Linked DNA regions of Homo sapiens: all the other regions are linked to region 1. Evidence: chromatin loops called from intact Hi-C (ENCODE). Cell type or tissue: ascending aorta. All regions are shown on one strand. Each heading gives the region's core, and the rest is flanking DNA. Links, peaks and the distances in the headings are about the cores only. Region 1 overlaps CRADD (CARD and death domain containing adaptor protein). Region 2 overlaps LOC105369911 (a long non-coding RNA gene). Region 3 has its middle 73 kb from the start of PLXNC1.

Evidence for each region. A loop is a pair of places that touch in the nucleus more often than their neighbours do. Peaks named below come from ENCODE experiments on the same cell type or tissue, not always from the same donor. Only the 100,000 strongest peaks of a DNase experiment are listed, where the experiment ranks them.
Region 2: it touches region 1 in a loop (2.1-fold over the local background); 2 of 110 quality-filtered maps call a loop at or near these places.
Region 3: a loop joins it to region 1, with 9 times the contacts of the local background. A loop is called at or near these places in 11 of 110 quality-filtered maps.

Annotation. Positions count from the first base shown.
Region 1 is chr12:93,811,276-93,817,357 of GRCh38, reverse strand. The region is part of intron 2 of CRADD (CARD and death domain containing adaptor protein); the gene reads right to left. Among named protein-coding and RNA genes, the nearest start is that of CRADD-AS1, 76 kb to the right of the region's middle. In ascending aorta, for the core only: no CTCF peak of the experiment used is centred there; DNase peaks (open chromatin) are centred at 2,727, 3,227, 3,702, 3,986 and 1 weaker place; H3K4me3 peaks cover 1,709 bases; H3K27ac peaks cover 3,963 bases.
Region 2 is chr12:93,915,073-93,921,154 of GRCh38, reverse strand. All of the region lies in intron 1 of LOC105369911 (a long non-coding RNA gene), which reads left to right. Among named protein-coding and RNA genes, the nearest start is that of CRADD-AS1, 180 kb to the right of the region's middle. In ascending aorta, for the core only: no CTCF peak of the experiment used is centred there; DNase peaks (open chromatin) are centred at 2,544, 2,816 and 3,624; H3K27ac peaks cover 4,121 bases.
Region 3 is chr12:94,072,768-94,078,849 of GRCh38, reverse strand. No RefSeq gene overlaps it. Among named protein-coding and RNA genes, the nearest start is that of PLXNC1, 73 kb to the left of the region's middle. In ascending aorta, for the core only: CTCF peaks have their summits at 3,364 (motif pointing right) and 4,029; DNase peaks (open chromatin) are centred at 3,399, 4,049 and 4,429; H3K4me3 peaks cover 615 bases; H3K27ac peaks cover 3,660 bases.

The DNA of each region.
Region 1 (6,082 bases), core at 354-5,353:
CCACGTTCCCTGTCCCGAACCCGACTCCACAACACAAGCACACACACAGCTGAACATAGACAGCTCTTGGGCATTGAAAACACACTTCAAAAACCTCAGAGCCACTTGGGGAGAGACCTGGCTGGAAGTCACAGTCTCTTGAAGGACCAGATCTGAGTCTCCGATGGACCTCCTTCCAAATTAGGAGACAGTGACAGCGACTAGGAGAGACTTAAACAATCATCTGGTCTAATACCTTTTATATTTGTGCACCATGAATGAGCCAAATGAGATTAAGATACAATGAGAAAAAAAAAGGTATTACTTTAAAAATACTATATTTGTAAAATTATTCAGTAAAGTTCTACAGGACTAAGCCCTCTAATTCCTGGCAAGCAACCACTTCTCCAAAGGCAGACCTCTGATTTCAGATCACTAGTCCTCTCTTCCAAGGCTTGAACCCTGCTACGTCGTCGCATGACCTTGCAAGTAAGTCTTAGCAGAAACCGTCTCACATTTTTTAAGCCTATGACTCTAGTGCACAGACGAGTGCAGGGAGTAGGTGATGGTAAACTCCACCTGCTGCACCCCCGTTCCCCATCCATTGTCATTCTACAGGGATGGGAAGTCTCCTGCCTAGACAGGTGAACTGGGTAGAAACAGAAGAACTGCTGAAAGCCATTGCACTAGAGCCGCACTACCCAATATGGCAGCCACTAGACATGTGTGGCTACTGAGCACTTGAAATGATCTGTGTCTGAATTGAAGTGTGCTCTAAATGTGAAGTGCACACCAGATTTTGAAGGCTTAGTATAAAAGAAGCATAAAATATCTCATTAATAATTGTTTTCTGGCAGGGTATGGTGGCTCACGCCTGTAATTCCAGCACTTTGGGAGGCTGAGGCAGGCAGATGACTTGAGGTCAGGAGTTTGAGACCAGCCTGACGAACATGGTGAAACCCTGCCTCTACCAAAAATCCAAAAAAAAAAAAAAATTAGCCAGGCATCACGGCACACGCCTGTAATCCCAGCTACTTGGGAGGCTGAGGCAGGAGAATTGCTTGAACCACAGAGGCGGAGGCTGCAGTGAGCTGAGATCGCACCACTGCACTCCAGCCTGGGCGACAGAGCAAGACTCCATCTCAAAAAATAAGTAAATAAGTAAATAAATAAATAAAATTAAGCCTTTAAAAAATAATAATCTATTCCTTTCATGTTGAAATAATAATACTTTGAATATACTGGGTTAAATAAAATATATCATTCAAATTAATGTTACATATTCTTTTTACTTTTTAAAATGTAGCTACTTCCAAATGTAAACCACATATGTGGCTCCAATTGGTGGCTTGCATGATATTTCTATTAGATAGCCCTACTCTAGAATCAGCTTTCTGTGTTCTTTCTGTTTCACCATTACCACTACTATCCTCATGGTTTATCCTTATTCTTCACAGGAGTGAGCAGTGACACCAGGGCAAGCTAACTAGCTATTCCTGGGCCTTTGTAATCCTGGAAAAGAAAGGAGAGAATAAACTAAAATCATATTCTTTTGCTTGGTAGTTTCATTCTCCCCTCCCAATGATCACAGCAATTTCTGAATGCAATACAATGCATGAAAGACTGAATGGGCTTCAGTTTACTCACCAGTAAAAATGAAGGCATTTGGCTAAATAATCTCACAGGCTCACAAAATTTAAAAGCTAAGAGACTTTAGGATTACCTGGCCCAGAAGTTTTCAACCCAATCAAATAAAACACACTTTTTATAACAAACATTTTATAGTACTCTACTAATCTGGTATAAAATCCATAGATCATATAACCTGCCCATGTTTTTAAATTAATATAACATGAAAACTGTAATACAAAGGAGAAATGAAAAGAAAATAGCTTACAGAAAATGTTGTGTATTTCAGTATGTGGATACTCTGCTTGATTGCACTAAAGGACAAGGGAGGCTCAGATTCTTGTACCTGTAGAATAACCACGAATGTGATATCACAATGCAGACAGATATAGGTGTGTTGCTTAGTGACTCAAACATCATTAGTGTTTGCTATAATTTGATTTTTTGGAGATTATTAATAACTCTTGGTAAAGTTCTGAGCAAAATAAAGTACAATCTTACCTCTATTTATACACAGTCCTGGAAAATTCAGTGTATATTTTCAGATGTGAAAAATACTATATGTTTATATAGAAAACATAGTCGGATTCCTTGAATGTCCGGCGGGACATGAAAGTCATGCCAGATATGGGCCAGGTGGTCGCTTTGTGGGATTGCCCAGAGCATTGTTTAGCAGTTCTGCACCTGCCCATCCAATGTCACCAGCACCCCACCCCCAATCATTGTGACATCTAAAAAGCTACCTTCACAGATTGCTACCAGCACCCAAGGGGGTGATTCCAACCTCTGCAGAGAATCTCTTTCAAACACTGCATAATTTGAGCAAAATGTGGGGCAAAATCATACAAAAAATTGATATTAGATCTAGGAATGGTAATTTTTTTTAAGAAAACATTGTACATATACATGATCACATAGGTTTCACAATTTATGTGGCTGGTTTCACGCATCCTTGTTGGCTCTGTCTCATTTCCAGTTATGAAAATGACTTGTCTTCTGAGATGCTTTGCTTGTGTCCTTACTTGACAAAGGAGGCCTGGAGGCTCAGAGAGTTGGTGGCAGGCGAAGCTGGAGAATGCAGGCCTCGTGACTGCCAGTTCTGTGCTCTCAGGCTAGCTTCCTCTGGCACTCTCCAAAGTTTGTAGGACGTCACAGCAGCAGTTGTGCTAGTTGCAACACTTCTGATTCTAACTGCAGTGTTTACTTTCAGACCCTCGGCCTTTGCTGCTTACATAGGATTCTAGGATTCGTGATGAAGGCAGATTAAATATTTAGATCCCTCGAACAAGTTAAATTACAATCGGGCTGGATTCCCACTGGGTAATCCCACTTGAACCTTGTGTACTCTGGGGGGAACATGAACTTTACTCATTTCATTCAAAACTCGCATGAACAGAGAGTGAAGCTGGCTCCTCTCCACCTCCCCCGCCCCCACAAAAAAACTGCTTATCTCAGAATGAAAAATCCATCCAGTTCCTTGGAGGATTCGCTTTGCCTTGCCCCATAGCGGACATAGTGTGTGTATTCAGCGGGAACAATTTGCTCATGCCAAGAAACTAGATCCTGTTTGAATGACAGTAGTTATGGGAAAACAATATGTCTACAGCCCACACCAAAGCATGGCTTGTACTTTATGGCTGGCATTGTCCCAGAAGAGAATTGGCAGGCAGCTGAGAAACCTCTCATGGCCACTGGACTCGGACAACCATCTCTACTGCCCTCACTTGCCCTTAACTGCCTATACCCCTTAATTTGGACTTTTGGTCTAGGAGCAATATCTTCCAAGTCAATTTCTGCTCTGTGGCACTCTCGGTAGCTGGGGGAAAGGGTGATTCTGGCTGGCCCTGGACTCTTAACTATTCTCAGAGTCTCCAGAAACATCTTTTATTCTTCTTTCTTTCTCTCCTCTTTTTTAAAGCCTATAGACTCTTTCCGTTTCCTCGGCAGCTCTAAGCTCATCCTGCTCCCTCCCCTAGCTTAGCTCCATACCCCCCTCTCAGGACAGTGGTTCCTTAATGTCCACAGAACCCAGGTCAAGCCCATGTCATGACAGCAGGTGTCCCTTGTTGCTGGGACTTGGACCACCGAGGCCCTCTGGGCTTTGAGATAATTTGTCATACACACTCTGATACATGAGCCGGAGAACTCAACCTAAATTAGTTACAGGTGGGACAGAAGAAACAAATGAAACTGGGCATCAAGATTTCTCCAACTGACACATATAATGTGAATGTGAGAGAAAGCATAGGATCACAGATCCGTAAAGGAAAAAGAAAAGGCCATGGAAAGACAGAGGAAGTTTCTGTCCCAACTTTCCCTGATTACTTGAAATTCTGTGTGTCTGAAGTGAGCCAAGAAAAGCTGCCAAGAAAGAAGTTGTGGAAGATAAGGGCACAAATGCAACATTTAGTTTTCAGTGCTTTGTAAAAGCCCAAAGACTATTGCGTGTTCTTGACAACTGCATTACCACGTTAGATTCCAGTTTTTTTGAATTTGGATGTTTTGGGAGTTTTTACATGGCTAGATTCTTAGCATCTAGTGATAAAAGGAAAGGGACTCTGACAATGCAATTTCCAGTTACAAAATAGGTGTTAGTTCTTATTTAATTATACAATCCCTTCTGCTCTATCAGCTATTGGCAAAGTTTTCTGTGCATTGTCTTAATGCTTTGTGATACAATTCTTTTATGATATAACACATATCCCTTAAATTTGTATTTCCTGCCTTTTCTTCCCGCACTAATTTGAACCATACAAAAAATTGATACAAAAGAGGAGAAACTTCATGCAGGACAAATAAGGATATTCTACTGGGGCAATTCTCAATTAAAGTTAGCATTTTACATAACAATACAGGATATGGCAAAATCAACTCAAGATGCGGTATATTGCGATAGCATTATAACTAACCAAGTCCAGACCTGAATTTTACACCAGTTGTAAATCATGGTGAGAAAAATAAATCTCATGCCTGAGCCAGAGTTTGCTTTCCTTGGATTTGGCAACAAACTATTACTAACTTTGCACAAGATAGGCCACAGGGGAGAAAATAACTACATTTCTTTGAAACAATCCCTGGTTATAAAGGGTAGCTAATTCTCATTTAGCAACCAGCTGGATTTTTAAATAATAATATCACCTTTAATGAAAATTGATACATCTAGCCCCAAAAGAAACTATGTCTAAATGACATTCCTGGAACTTAGAATACAATTTTTTTTTTTTTTTGTATTTTTTTAGTAGAGATGGGGTTTTGCCAAGTTGGCCAGGCTGGTCTTGAACTTCTGACCTCAGTTGATCCACCCACCTCGGCCTCCCAAAGTGCTAGGATTATGAATTTTTTTTGAAGTCCACTATTTATTTATGCCAGTTAGTCAGTTAGTTTATACACATTGCCTTGTTTAAGCTTTTTAGAAGACTTACTAACTAAAGTCCATAGCTGACATTAGGGTTCCTTCTTCGTGTACAACACAAAGAAGGGTTTGTCAAATACACAACGACATGTGTCCATCACTACAGTATGTTCTCTAGTATCATTCTATGATTGATAGAGTAATATAGTATTCTAGATACTATAGAAGAGTTTCACTGCCCTAAAAGTCCCCTATGCTTCATCAACTCATCCCTTACTCCCTTCCCCGAAGGCCTGGCAATCACTGATCTTTTTTACTTTCTCTATAGTTTTGCCTTTTCCAGATGTCATACAGTATACCGCCTTTTGGACTGGCTTCTTTCACTTATCAACGTGTATTTAATGTTCCTCCATGTCTTTTCATGGCTTGACAGCTCATTTCTTTTATCACTGAATAAAAGATACAGATGGACATACCACAGTTTATCCACTCAGTTACTGAAGGGCATCTTGGTTGCTTCCCAGTCTTGGCAATTATGAATAAAGCTGCTACAAACATTTGTGTGCGCAGGTTTTTGTGTGGACATAAGTTTTCAATTCCTTTGGGTAAAAACCAAGGAGATGGATTGCTGGATCATATGGTAAGAGTATGTTTAGTTGTATAAGAAACTGCCAAACTGTCTCCCAAAGTTGCTGTACCATTTTGCCTTCTCATTGCTTAATCTTTTAGCAGCGTTTCAATGTATGTATTTTACCACCTGTTACTCAGATGAACAAACTGAGATTTCAAGAGATTAAATCACTTGCCCGACGTCTCAAAGCAGAGTGAGGACTAATGCTGAGATTCAAATTTGGGTTGATCTGGCTTTAAAGCTGGTGATCATCCTGCTACACTACACTGCATCACCAAGCAAAACCAGCACTGAGCCAGGGCAGAGTCCTTCAATGGTGCCAGTATAGGTAGCCAGCCTCTGCTGAATGTATTAACGTCCCCATCCTGAGCCTAAAGCCAAGCATCAGGGAAATGTCCTATCACACAGCCTGGAAACTTTACTCCTTCCCCTGAACCACAGAGTCACTTTTTTCTTCCTCCTCTGCCCCAGTTCTGGGGAGGGGCTGTAAG
Region 2 (6,082 bases), core at 398-5,397, 100 kb before region 1:
CATGGATTCGAGATCAGTACAGGGTCTTGGAAGAGGATTGTGTAAACAAGGGGGCTGAGCTTAAACTTTATTAGTTTCTTGATTTGCCTCTATGTACCTAGGAAGTTACATCCTGAATCAGTTTCCTTACCTGCAGTCAGGATAATAATCATTAGTCTGTGGAATTAAGGAACATACAATACAATATATATGAAATTCCATGTATAGCACCTTGTATTGAGAGTCAGCATTCCAGAATTCAAAAAGGTAACTCATTATGAGTATTCAAAGGTAAAGAGGTTATTTAATATAATCATTAGACTAAAACTTTTTCCTTTTCCTGACTTTTATCTGATGAATTTTGCATGTATGTGGACAGATCCCAGTGGACATGGAGACTAGATGACGATCACTAGTCAATAGAATAACCCCTCAGAGTTAATAGTAAAGCATTGCAATGCAGCAGCAGTCATCAGATGGGAGCTTGGCAAAGACAAGAAAAGTAATTTGAGGGACCAAGGTAGGTAGGGTGGAATGCTGCAGGTTTGGATGTTGTCAAAGATGTCCCCCCACTATCACATCTCCCTTCTTAAAAAGTGTTTTAACAAAGACAGCCTCGTTTGGCCCTCAGAGTACACATGGGTGGCAGAGTATTGGTGATGACTGCTTTTCTGAGGGCCTTGGTTGGCCGATTTTCCAGGGCAGTGGAAAATCAAGCCTATGCCTTCATCATCATCATCATTGTCATTGTTTTCATTGTTGTCATTGTCAACAGCACTTATTGACTGCTTCCTAAATGTCAGATAGAGTGTTAAGTACTTTATATGTGTTCTCTAATTTAATTCCCTTCATACCATTATTTCCATATGACAACTGGAACTGAGGTTCGATATCTTGCAAAGGATTTGCAATTAGTAAGTGTCTCAACATCTATGATTGTTTTAAGCATTTTGCTCAGTATATTAACAGCCTTGTAACCCATTCTGAACCCATAAAATGTTTGGAACCTGCAGAGCAATTATTTAAGAGCCCTGGTCTGCATCTGCAACTGAACTCCATATCCTCTATAAGTGAGCATATCGTCCTGAAAGATTAACATGGATAACATCACCAAGACTGCAGATGGATTAGATAATTTCTGGAGCTATGTTTTATTTATCTCTTGCTAATGTCTTGTACAGGTGCTGGCAAAATGTTGTCAGATAAGGGAGCAAATGAATATTTTAGCCATGAAGCAAATGAGGGATAGAGCCAAGTCTCCTGACTCCTAGCCTGAGTCCTGTTACTACCAACACTGCTACTCCCTCTCTTTGAGGGTTTGACTGCTGTAACAAAGAGACTCAAAATACAATGGCTTACACAAGATAGAAGTTTATATCCTTCTATGTCAAAATCCACTCAGTCAACCCAAGAGGGAAAGGGACAAGGGAAAGCAGGCCCTTTCCTTGTAAATACCTAACCAGGAAGCTTCAAATACCACTTCCACGCGCATTCGACCAGCCAAACTAGTCACATGGCCACATCTTGCCTCAAGGATGCCTGGGAAATGTAATCTTAGCTGGTGGTCATACAATCATCTAGAATTTCTATTACTATAGAAGATAGGGGAATGGTAGTTTTCAGCACAGTGGGACAAGCCGCTGTGTACAGTGGGAAAAGGACTAAACTTAGAGATAAGTATACCAGGGTTTCTGCACCTCCAAAATGTAATGAGAAGAGTATAATTATTAATTATAGTTATAATAATTATATTACCCCAAGGCTCATTTTTTCAACTCCAAATAATGATAATTATGGTAATTAGCATCTACTGAGCATCCATTGTGCTCTAGGGGCTGTATCATTGAAGGAAATAGGTTTAATTAACCATTTACATGGTTAGGCTTTGTGTCCCCACCTAAATCTCATTTTGAATTGTAATCCCTATAATACCCATAATCCCAATGTGCCAAAGGAGAGACCAGGTGGAGGTAATTGAATCATAAGGGCGATTCTCCCCATGCTGTTCTTGTGAGAATGAGTGAGTTCTCACGAGATCTGATGGTTTTATAAGGAACTCTCCCCCCTTCACTTGGCACTTCTCCTTCTTGCCGCCTGTGAAGAAGGTGCCTTGCTTCCCCTTCCCCTTCTGCCATGATTGTAAGTTTCCTGAGGCCTCCCCAGCTATGCTGACCTGTGAGTCAATTAAACCTCTTTCCTTCATAAATTACCGAGTTTAAGGCAGTTCTTTATAGCAGAGTGAAAACAGACTAATACAAGCATATACTTTACATGTGTGATTTAACTCAATCTTCCTAATAGTCCTGTAAGGTCATTAGTATTGTCCCGCTCATTCTAGAGATAAGAAAACTGAGCCTCAGATGTTCAGGTTTCACAGTGAGTGTATGAGAGGCAAAGCCAGTCCTGTACTCGCTGATTCCAAAGCCCATTCATGGAACCCCTCTGCTGCACCCTGGATCATTGCAGTGTCTGCATTAGAGAGTTGTCATGAGCATGGAAAGCAATGTAACTAATGGAGCAAACAGTAGGTCCTCTCCACTTTCCCCGAGAAAGGCAGTGTGGCTCTGGGGCTTTCGGCTTCCTTGCCTGAGTTGAGTAGAGAAGCTGGCGCGGGAAGGGGATTATCCAGAAACAGTTCATGGTTGCTAGAGGCAGGCTGGAGCTGAGAAAAGGCAGAATCCAGGTTTGGGAGAGAAGAGGAAAAAGCAATAAATGGAAAAATTGCAGCCCTGTAGGCAATGGAATCTATTACTCACAGATTAAAATGTCACAAGGAGTACACGTCAGTTCCAGACCTTGGAAAATGTTTTTTCCATCATAATTATGCCTCACCACCAACACAGAGGACTATTTCCCCTTCGGCAGAGGAGGTTGCCCCACTTGGTGTCTTTTTAACCTTCTGCAGACCTCAAAAGTTGCCTCTTACATTTATTCATAGTATTAACAATGGCCAACACCAATGAGCACTTACATGTGCCAGCTACTTAGAGTCTGTTCATCTTTCAATAACGCTGTGAGATGGGTACTTTTCATTTCACCCCCTTTTACAGATGAGGAAACTGAGGCACACAGATGTCAGGTAACATGTCCAACTTCACATGGCTGGTAAGAGGAGAATTGGTCATTAAACCTAGCTCATCTGAGCATGATCTTAATCTCTCCTCAAAACTTCCTCCCATTGCCCAATTCTGTTCATGGGAAAGTGGGAAACAATATAAGGTCTTCCAGAAAGAACCTGGCAGCTCTTCCCTCTTTTCTTTCTCATTGAGGCACAGCATGAACTGAAAATATGAGGTATGGAGGGTGGACCAAGGAATGTCAAATCCAACTCCAGCTGGGGTTAGTAAACTAAATGATGATTCACATCCAATGGGATACTCATTAGCTAACCTTTAAAAATGATGTTGAAGAATACCATGAAGTAGGCAAGCTCATAAACGGTAGGCATAGTATGTTGTCCAGTTAAAAAAAAAAGGTTTCTACACACACACACACACACACACACACACACACACACACACACATTCCTAAAAGATTACACAACAAATCATCATGAATCCTTCTAACTGAGTAGCAAGATTATGAGCAAACTTATTCATCTGATATCTTAGGCCTCCCTCCTCCATTTCCACCCAGGTCCCCACAGGAGTCAGCAAAGAGGCAATTCAATTTCGAGAAACATCTCAGGCTTGTGCCCAAGACCATGGCCTTCCTCCCAGCTAAACAAGGCACTGACTTCTTTTTTTTCTTACTTTTCTTTTTTATTTTTTTTATTTTGAAAAACAAAATCACATTTATGGAAAAATTGGAGGACAGTACAAAGAATTATTTTTTCCTAAACCATTTGATGGTAAGTTGCAATTTGATGTCCCATTGCCCCTAAATACTTTAGGGTGGAATTCCTCCAAACAAGGATGTGGTCCTGCATGACCCCACATTAACCAGCAAAATCAGGAAATCAACATTGACATAGCCCTGCTGTCTATTCCTCAGATCCCATTTGAGTTATGCCAATTGTCCCAATAATGTTCTTTACAACAAAATAATCCAGTCCAGAACCAAGTTACGGTTGGTTCTTTTTTTTTTTTTTTTAATTTTTATTTTTTAGAGACAGGGTCTGACTATGTTGCCCAAGCTGGTCTGAAACTCCTAGGCTGAAGTGATTCTCCTGTCTTGGTTTCCCAAAGTACTGAGACTACAGGCTGGCTGTGTTTTTTACTTCCTTTGTCTGGAATACCTTCTCAGTCTTTCTTTGTCTTTCTTGATACTTTTTTTTTTTTTTTTTTTGAGACAGGGTCTCACTCTGTCTCCCAGGCTGGAGTGCAGTGGCATGATCTTGGCTCTCTGCAATCTCTGCCTCCCAGGCTCAAGCGATTCTCCCGCCACAGCCTCTCGATAGCTGGGACCACAGATGCACATTACTATGCCTGGCTAATTTTTTGTATTGTTTTGGTGGAGACGGCGTTTCACCATGTTGCCCAGGCTTGTCTTGAACTCCTGAGCTCAGGCAATCCACCAGCCTCAGCCTCACAAAGTGCTGGGATTATAGGCATGAGCCACCGTGCCTGGCCTGATCCTGACACTTTTGAATATTTCAAGGTCAGCTGTGTTGCTGAATGCCTCTCAGTTTGGGTGTGTCTGTGTTTCCCTACAAGTAGATTCAGGCTATGTGTCTTTGGCAGGAATGTCACCAACGGGATGTCGGGGTCTTCTTGCTGCATCCTGTCAGGTGACACATGAGCTCAGCTTGTCCCATCATGATAGTGTTCACTTTGATCTCTTGCTTAAGGAAGCGTCTGTCAGGCTTTCCACTGGTTCTTGTACTTTTTGTAATGAATAAGTATTTTGTTTAGACTTTGTAATTAATAAGTCATTCTTAGTAATTAATAAGTATTTTGTGGTGAGGTAGTTTAAAAACATACATATATCCTATTCTTCATTAAACTTTCCATTTATGTATTCAGTTAGGTGGAGTCATGGCTTCCTATTATATTTAATGGGTTCAATGTGCTGCCATTATTATAATTATTATTATTAATTTTTTATTTTTTTGAGACAGAGTCTTGCTCTGTTGCCCAGGCTGGAGTGCAGTGATGTGATCTCTTGGCTCACCACAACCTCCACCTCCTGGGTTCAAGCAATTCTCCTGCCTCAGTCTCCTGAGTAATTGGGATTACAGGTGCCTGCCACCATGCTCGGCTAATTTTTGTATTTTTAGTAGAGATGGGGTTTCACCATGTTGGCCAGGCTGGTCTCAAACTCTGGACCTCAAATGGCCTGCCCCCCTCGGCCTCTCAAAGTGCTGGGATTACAGGCATGAGCCACTGCGCCTGACCCATTGTTATTTATTTTGATGCCCACGTTTTCCTGATTTGCCCTGTGGGAGACACTTCAGTGGTTTTTCTGCCCAGACACCATACCAGCAGCCCATTTTTGGTGGGATCCTTTCCCACCAAATAGAAATGTTTATCTCTCTGAGAACACATCTAAGAAGGGGGACTGGAGTCTCTCTCTGTCCCACTCAGTCCCTGCCCAGCCCTGAGGAATTCTACAGCAGGGTCCTGTGGGCATGACTTGTCATTTCAGAAACCCTTTGCATAAAGGGGCAGATGCTGACGGCCCAACCCTCAGCTCTTGGGTTTGGCAGGGAGCAGACGCAGAGGGTCAGCAAATCTACGGTGGCCACAAGGAGAGGCTGTGCTGATTTATTGTTGCTGTGGAAGAACCTGAAAAGAGCTTTGGCCACCACTGAGGAAATGTTTTCTTTCTGTGCGCGATAAAGAGCAGGCCCAAAAGTTGGAAAAAAGGAAGAGAAAAATTCATTAAAAATAAAAAACGCTCAGGGAATTCAGCCACTCATTTGGAAATCCTGTTCTCTTCTATCATCATCGTTGACAGAGGTGGCGATCACTGCACAGCTGTTGTGATGCCAGCATTCACTTAAAGATGTTCCCACAGAACAGGAAAAGCAAACAGGCCTTCCTCATCCTGAGCCCTCTCTTGCCTTCCCCGAGTCCCTCCTCCAACTCCCTGCCTTCATCGTCCCCAAAAGCAATGAGTCAAGAATTCAATGAGATTGAACTTTACAGAGAGTAGGAGCCCC
Region 3 (6,082 bases), core at 303-5,302, 260 kb before region 1:
CAAGGTGTCAAAAGCTGAGCTCATTACCTGCCTCTCAAACTTCTGCTTCCTGGATTTCCTGAATTAGTGAGTGGTACCACCTTTCATCCAAGTTAGAAACCTGGAAATGAGATTTTTTTCCTCCCTTTCTCACCTGATCACAGAGTCTGCAGGTCTGCCATTCTAACATCTGTCCATGCCTAATCATTCCCCACTGCCAGTACCTTGACTCTGTCTTCTTTTATCTTTCACCAGAATTATTGCAATAGTTTTCCAGCTTGTCTTTCTGACTTTGATCTTGTCTTTCAACTACTCTCCTGAGAGTGATCTTTCTAAAGCTCAAATCTTATTGTGAAATTGCCCTGCTTAAAGCCTTTCAACAGCTCCTCATTGTCCTCAAGCTAAAATACAAACTCGTTATCATGGTTCTCCATCTTTGTGATCTGTGATCTGAATGGCATTTAGAACTCCTGCTGAATCTCTCACCTCCCGTTTCAGGCCTGGCCCCACCCCTTGGGTTCATCTTGACTGCAGTTTCCTGAAAACACTGCTTGCTCTTGCCCTCAAAACTTCGGAAGAGCTGGTTTCCTCTAAAACTCTCCACATCCTTATCATCCATCTGCAAACCTACTCAGCCAATTTAGATGTTGCTTCCTCCAGGAAGTCCTCCCTGATGTCCCCTATCCCAGATCAGATTTTCTCCTATGTATCTCTTCACCATGCCCTACCTACTCTTATTGCAGCATGTGTCTTGCTGTCTTGTGCTAGGAATCTACCATCTCTCTTTCCACCATTATGCTGAACACTCCTTATGTGTAGGGAACAGATTTTGTTTATCTTTAGGCCCCAGTTCCTAGAAAAGTTCCTGGTATATAATTGACAGTCAATAAATATTGGCTGAGTGAATACGTGCCTGTATCTGGCTCCTATTTTGGACTTCTTTCTCTTGAAGCTCCTTTAAAAACAAAACTACATAAAACAATAAAAGGACATTAAAAATTACTGTCTTTCTGCCAGGCACGGTGGATCACACCTGTAATCTCAGAACTTTGGGAGGCCAAGGCAGGAGGATCAGTTGAGGCCATGAATTCAAGACCAGCCTGGGTAATATGGTGAGACCCTGTCTGTACAAAGAATAAAAAAATTACCTGGGTGTGGTGGATTGTGTCTTAGTCCCAGCTACTCAGGAGGCTGAAGTGGGAGGATTGCTTGAGCCCAGGAGTTTGAGGCTGCAGTGGGCTATGATTGCGTGACTGCACCCCATCCTGCCTGGGTGACAGAGTGAGAACCTGTCTCAACAACAACAACAAAAATACTGTTCTTCATGAAAAGTATTCTAAGTCGGTGGCTTCCTTCACCTAGCCTCATGTCTTTTTCCAAAATAAAAATAACCCTGCTGGGAATGTTAATAGCTAACTTACCGAGCACTTGACTGTGTGCCAGGCACTTTACTATGCCCTTTGCATGTATAAATCATTTAATCTTCATGACAACCCTACAACTAGGTGTTACCCTTGTCCCTGTTTTACAGGTGAAGAAGCTGAAGAACAGAGTAATTTGCCTAAGGTCATAAGTCTCATACATGGTAGAATGTCCATTAATACTATCAATCCAACCAACACTACATAGATAGAAAACAATGTTTTATTCTTGTGAGAGCTTAAGAACCTGAAATTGTCCAACTGCTCAGAAATTGACTGGCTAGCTGTATTTGGACAGGGGAACTTGTATATTTCTGGGTCCTTTAGGTATTATGATGATTCTAATTCCTTTTCTCTTTCTCTTTGTGAATTCTTACAATAAGGGGCTGAGTTCCTGGGAAGTGGACCCAATAGTGCCAGGAATCTGATAGCATGTTCAGAACCAGCGTGTGCAAACATCCCCCAGAGGCCAGCTGGCTGAGAAATTCTGCTGCCACTGCTCTCTTGCTAATTTATTTTCCATTCACCTTGATCCCTTGTCCTGTAGAAATGTATTTGGGCACAACTAAAAGCCTCTTTCTTCTCACATCTTATTATATTTTTTCCACTTTGTGCCCCACCTGTTTTGACTCAGAGCTGCATGAGGAACCTGGGATTCTCAGGAGATGAGAATCCCAGGTTCCTCTATGGATGAGTGTAATAGTAGCTGTAGTAGTAGTAGGTGTAATAGTGTAATAGTAGGTGCCGTTTATTGAACACTTACTGTGTGCCAGCCACAAGAATTCCTTATAATTATTGAATTTAGTCCTATTGAAGTAGGTATGAGTATCCATTTTAGAGGTGAGGAACCCAAGCCTCAGATGGCTGAAGCGAGCTGCACCACATCTGTATTAGTTCCCCTTGCTGCTGTAACAAATAACACAAATTTAGTGGCTCATAACAATGCAAATTTATTCTTATGATTCTGGAGGTCAGAAGTTCAAAATCAGTCTCAATGGGCTAAAGTCAAGCCTGTGCAGGACTGTTCTTTCTGAAGGATCTAAAGGAGGATGTTTCCTCTCCCTTTTTCAGCTTCTAGAGGCCACTGCATTTTTTGTATTCCTTCCTCACACCATTCCAACCTCCACTTCCATCATCACATCTTCTCTAACTCTGACTCCCCTGCCTCTCTTCGAAGGACCCTTGTGATTATATCTGGGCCATCCAGATAATCTAGGATAATCTCCTCAACTCAAGATCTTTAATGTAATTACATCTGCAAAGTCTCTTTTTCTGTGTAAAGTAATCTATTTATAGGTTCCAAAGGATTGAGACGTGAAGCTCTTTGGGGGACTATTATTCAGCCTACCATACCATAAAGCAGAACTAACATTCCACTAGAAAGCCTACAGCCTTCAAAAGTGATTTTTCTTTAGTGAAGCCCTCTAAACGTATTAAATTCTATTAAATACAAGTCCCAGGTTTGGAAGGGGCCATGTGTTTTGCCTCTATATCTTCTGCAGCTAGAACAGGAATTCTTAGCACTGGCTATATGTTAGAATCACCTGGAGAACTTTTAAAACCTACTTAAGCTAGGATCTACATAAGATCAATTAAAATCAGAATCACTGGAGGTGGGGCTTGAACACTTGGCAGGTTAGAGCATGTCTCCAGGTAGTTCTAATAGGCAGCTAGCTTTGAGACCCATCATGCCAGAGAGAACTGCTGGCAAACGCTTACAACATGCCATGTTCTGGGTCCAAGGAGGAAAAGCTTGGCTATAAAGATGAATGGCAAGAAAATAAACTGGGAAAGCCATTTGTCCCTGGTTTAGTATCCTTGCTTGTGCCATTTCCTAGTTGCATGAGCTAGAGCAAGTTACTTGATTTCTCTGGTCTTTTTTCCATTACTAATAGCTCCCAAAAGTTGTGCAATGACTAACTGAGATCATGAATGAAGAGCCCTTAGCTGAGTGCTGTTAGGTCCCAATAGAGGGCAGTGCAGCCTTTTTTGCATCCCGCCCCCACCCAGCCTTCGGAACAGAGGTTCCTAATAATAGAATTCTCTTGGCTTTAATTTTCCAGCTCAGAGAAGATTAAATTTGCCTCCTTCTTGGTTATGTCTGACTTTCACTTCCTTCTTGGTGTTTTTCTCCACATCTCCCATCTGGGGGTCCTTCCGCACCTTTTAATCATGCTGAGTCTAGGGGGCAGCTGGAAAGACTTCTGATCTTCCAGGCTGCTTTCAGAAGGTCCCAGAATTCCCAGGATGTTACTAGGGTTTCTTGATTGATGTCAAGCAATTAAGCTGTAAACTGCAAAGGGTGACTTTCCTCCCTTAGAAGGAAATCGCTCATGGTATGTGGTTGGGGATGGAGAGCTGAGTTTTCCTTTGGGCTGATACAGTGAGAAGTCTAAAACATGGATGTGGTGGAGAAATGTTTTTAATGGAAAGAGTTCCCAGGGTTGGAAGGAAATGGAAGGAAGCGGCCAAGCTACTTCCTAGTACTGATTTGCTAATGTTGATAGTGCTTGGTGCTTCTTCTAATTCTTTGCTGCCCTCCTTTGCTTCTCCTAGTTCTTGAAGGTATTAGGAAGGGCAAAAGAGATGGAGATGATTCAGCAATTGGAACCGAGCACATTTGGCCCAGCAGGCTGTGCCTCTGACTGTGGGGCCAGGTTAATAGCATTAATGAAAAGCGTTCCCAATTGAGCGAGGGAGCAGGGCTCTGGCAAGGCCACTTTCCATTAGGGACTGCCAAAGCTGATGTCACTGGGAACTTTTCATTTTTCTCTCTCCCTCTAACTTTTTTTAGATGCAGAATGATGGAATAATTCTACTGTCTTGTTTTGCCAAACTTGTTTCTCATCATTCAGGTATATCTGTTTTTCACAAAGTCTATTGTATTACCCAATTCAGTTTTTAAAGATTATTTCTATGTCCCAGCCCACTGCCAACGAGTCAGCAGGCATTTAGCAGACACCCGCTTTGGCTGGGTAGTGAGGTGGAATAACGAAGGGTGCCCAGGCTTGGCGCCTGACGCACAATCATATTGGGAATGTCAGATTCATACGCACAGAATAACGTGGGTAGATGACTGTTAGGAGCGCCCTGAGCAGCGGGAGGTCAGTGAGAACTCTGGTCAGGAAAGACAGCGTGGAGGAGGGGAGCTTTGAGGGAGGGCATTTCAGATGGGGAGACAACATTGGTGGGGGTGGGCAGAGTGAGTCCGGGGGAGTTAGGAAAACAAAAGTAATAATGGCAAAAATAAGAATGTTAACTAGCTGTCCATGCAGGTACCTTGGGCCCCAGATATATAGATCACCTCAGCACAAGCACATGCTCCACACTTTTCTCAAGGTTTCTGTGTCTCCCAGGTGAGGGAGTGTTGCTTTTCTAAAATCACCCCGGGCTCCAGGCTCAGGCTTTTGCACGCCGCATCTCTGTTCCAACTCATTCTAGGGGCCAGAGAAATGTCTGATGATCATGGCATCCAAGTATGGCCTCTTTGCCGATAGCACTTGGTTCTCTCTCTCTCTCTCTCTCTCTGTCTCTCTCTCTCTCTCTCTCAAGATCCTTGGGAGAAATCTCTGGTCATTTCACAATAGACCACAGGATCAGAGAAGAAAAGGAGTCGTGTTTTTTAAGAAACAAATCTCCAAGTGCTGCTGGTCGTTCTTGGAAATCCCCTGCCCTCTTCCTCTGCCACATGCTCAATTTATTCCAAATGGTTCTGGAGCATCTATGTATCTATAAAGCTTACTGTACTTTTAAATGGATGGAGAAATGCCCAGCTGAAAACTTCGGGAGTGGATGACCAGCTGGTGGGCCTATTATCTGGGCTAAAGAGATTGCAGGCTGAGGATATGGAAACCCCCACTGCCCATCTGGCTTGTGGAAGCATCTGAGTCCTGCTGAGTCAATGTGCCGTAAGAACTTCAGGTCCTGCTTCAACCAGAACAGGCTGTCCCCTGGGCGCTCACCCAGATTGTTACGGCAGGTACAATTGCTGATTTGGCCCTAGTGATGGGTTGGCTGTGGGAGAGGAGCCTGGGTCAGAAATGCTGGCATTGAAAAGCAGTGAGTCCTCAGCTTCGTGGCATTTAGTAAAGTACCAAGAAAAGCCAAGACTGGGTGTTCTGGGGGCATAGGAGACAGGTGGAAAGAACATTAGAAATTTATCTTTAGACAAAAGACTCTACATTAAAAATGTCCCTTCAGAAGGGACGTGTGTAACAATTTATATTGCCTATTTAAAATTCTGTCAAGTGGCCTTACCCAGCTATTTTTAATGGAACACAATGTGCCACCCATTGGGAATATTCAAACATGATGGATAAGGCCAGTCATTTATATTATAGGTTGGCACCTATGTGAATGCCAAGAATCTATGGGCACTTAAATAATTATCCTTTATCTTCTTTTTTTTATCCCATCAAACTTAGTTCCTGGACCAGCAGCTCCAAACTTTATTATGCTTAATAATCACTTGGCTGGTTGGGAGGTGGGGAGGGAGAGACTTGGGCTGAGGTAGGACCCAGAATTCAGTATTTCATTAAGCAACCTTAGGTGATTCTGATGAGGGAAGTCCACGAACCACACTTTGGGACACAGTGGAAGGCGAGTGGGATTATGGCTTATGCATTTGAATTTAATAAATATTGTAATTCATGACCTATGACACCTTAATTCCCATGCTTTCT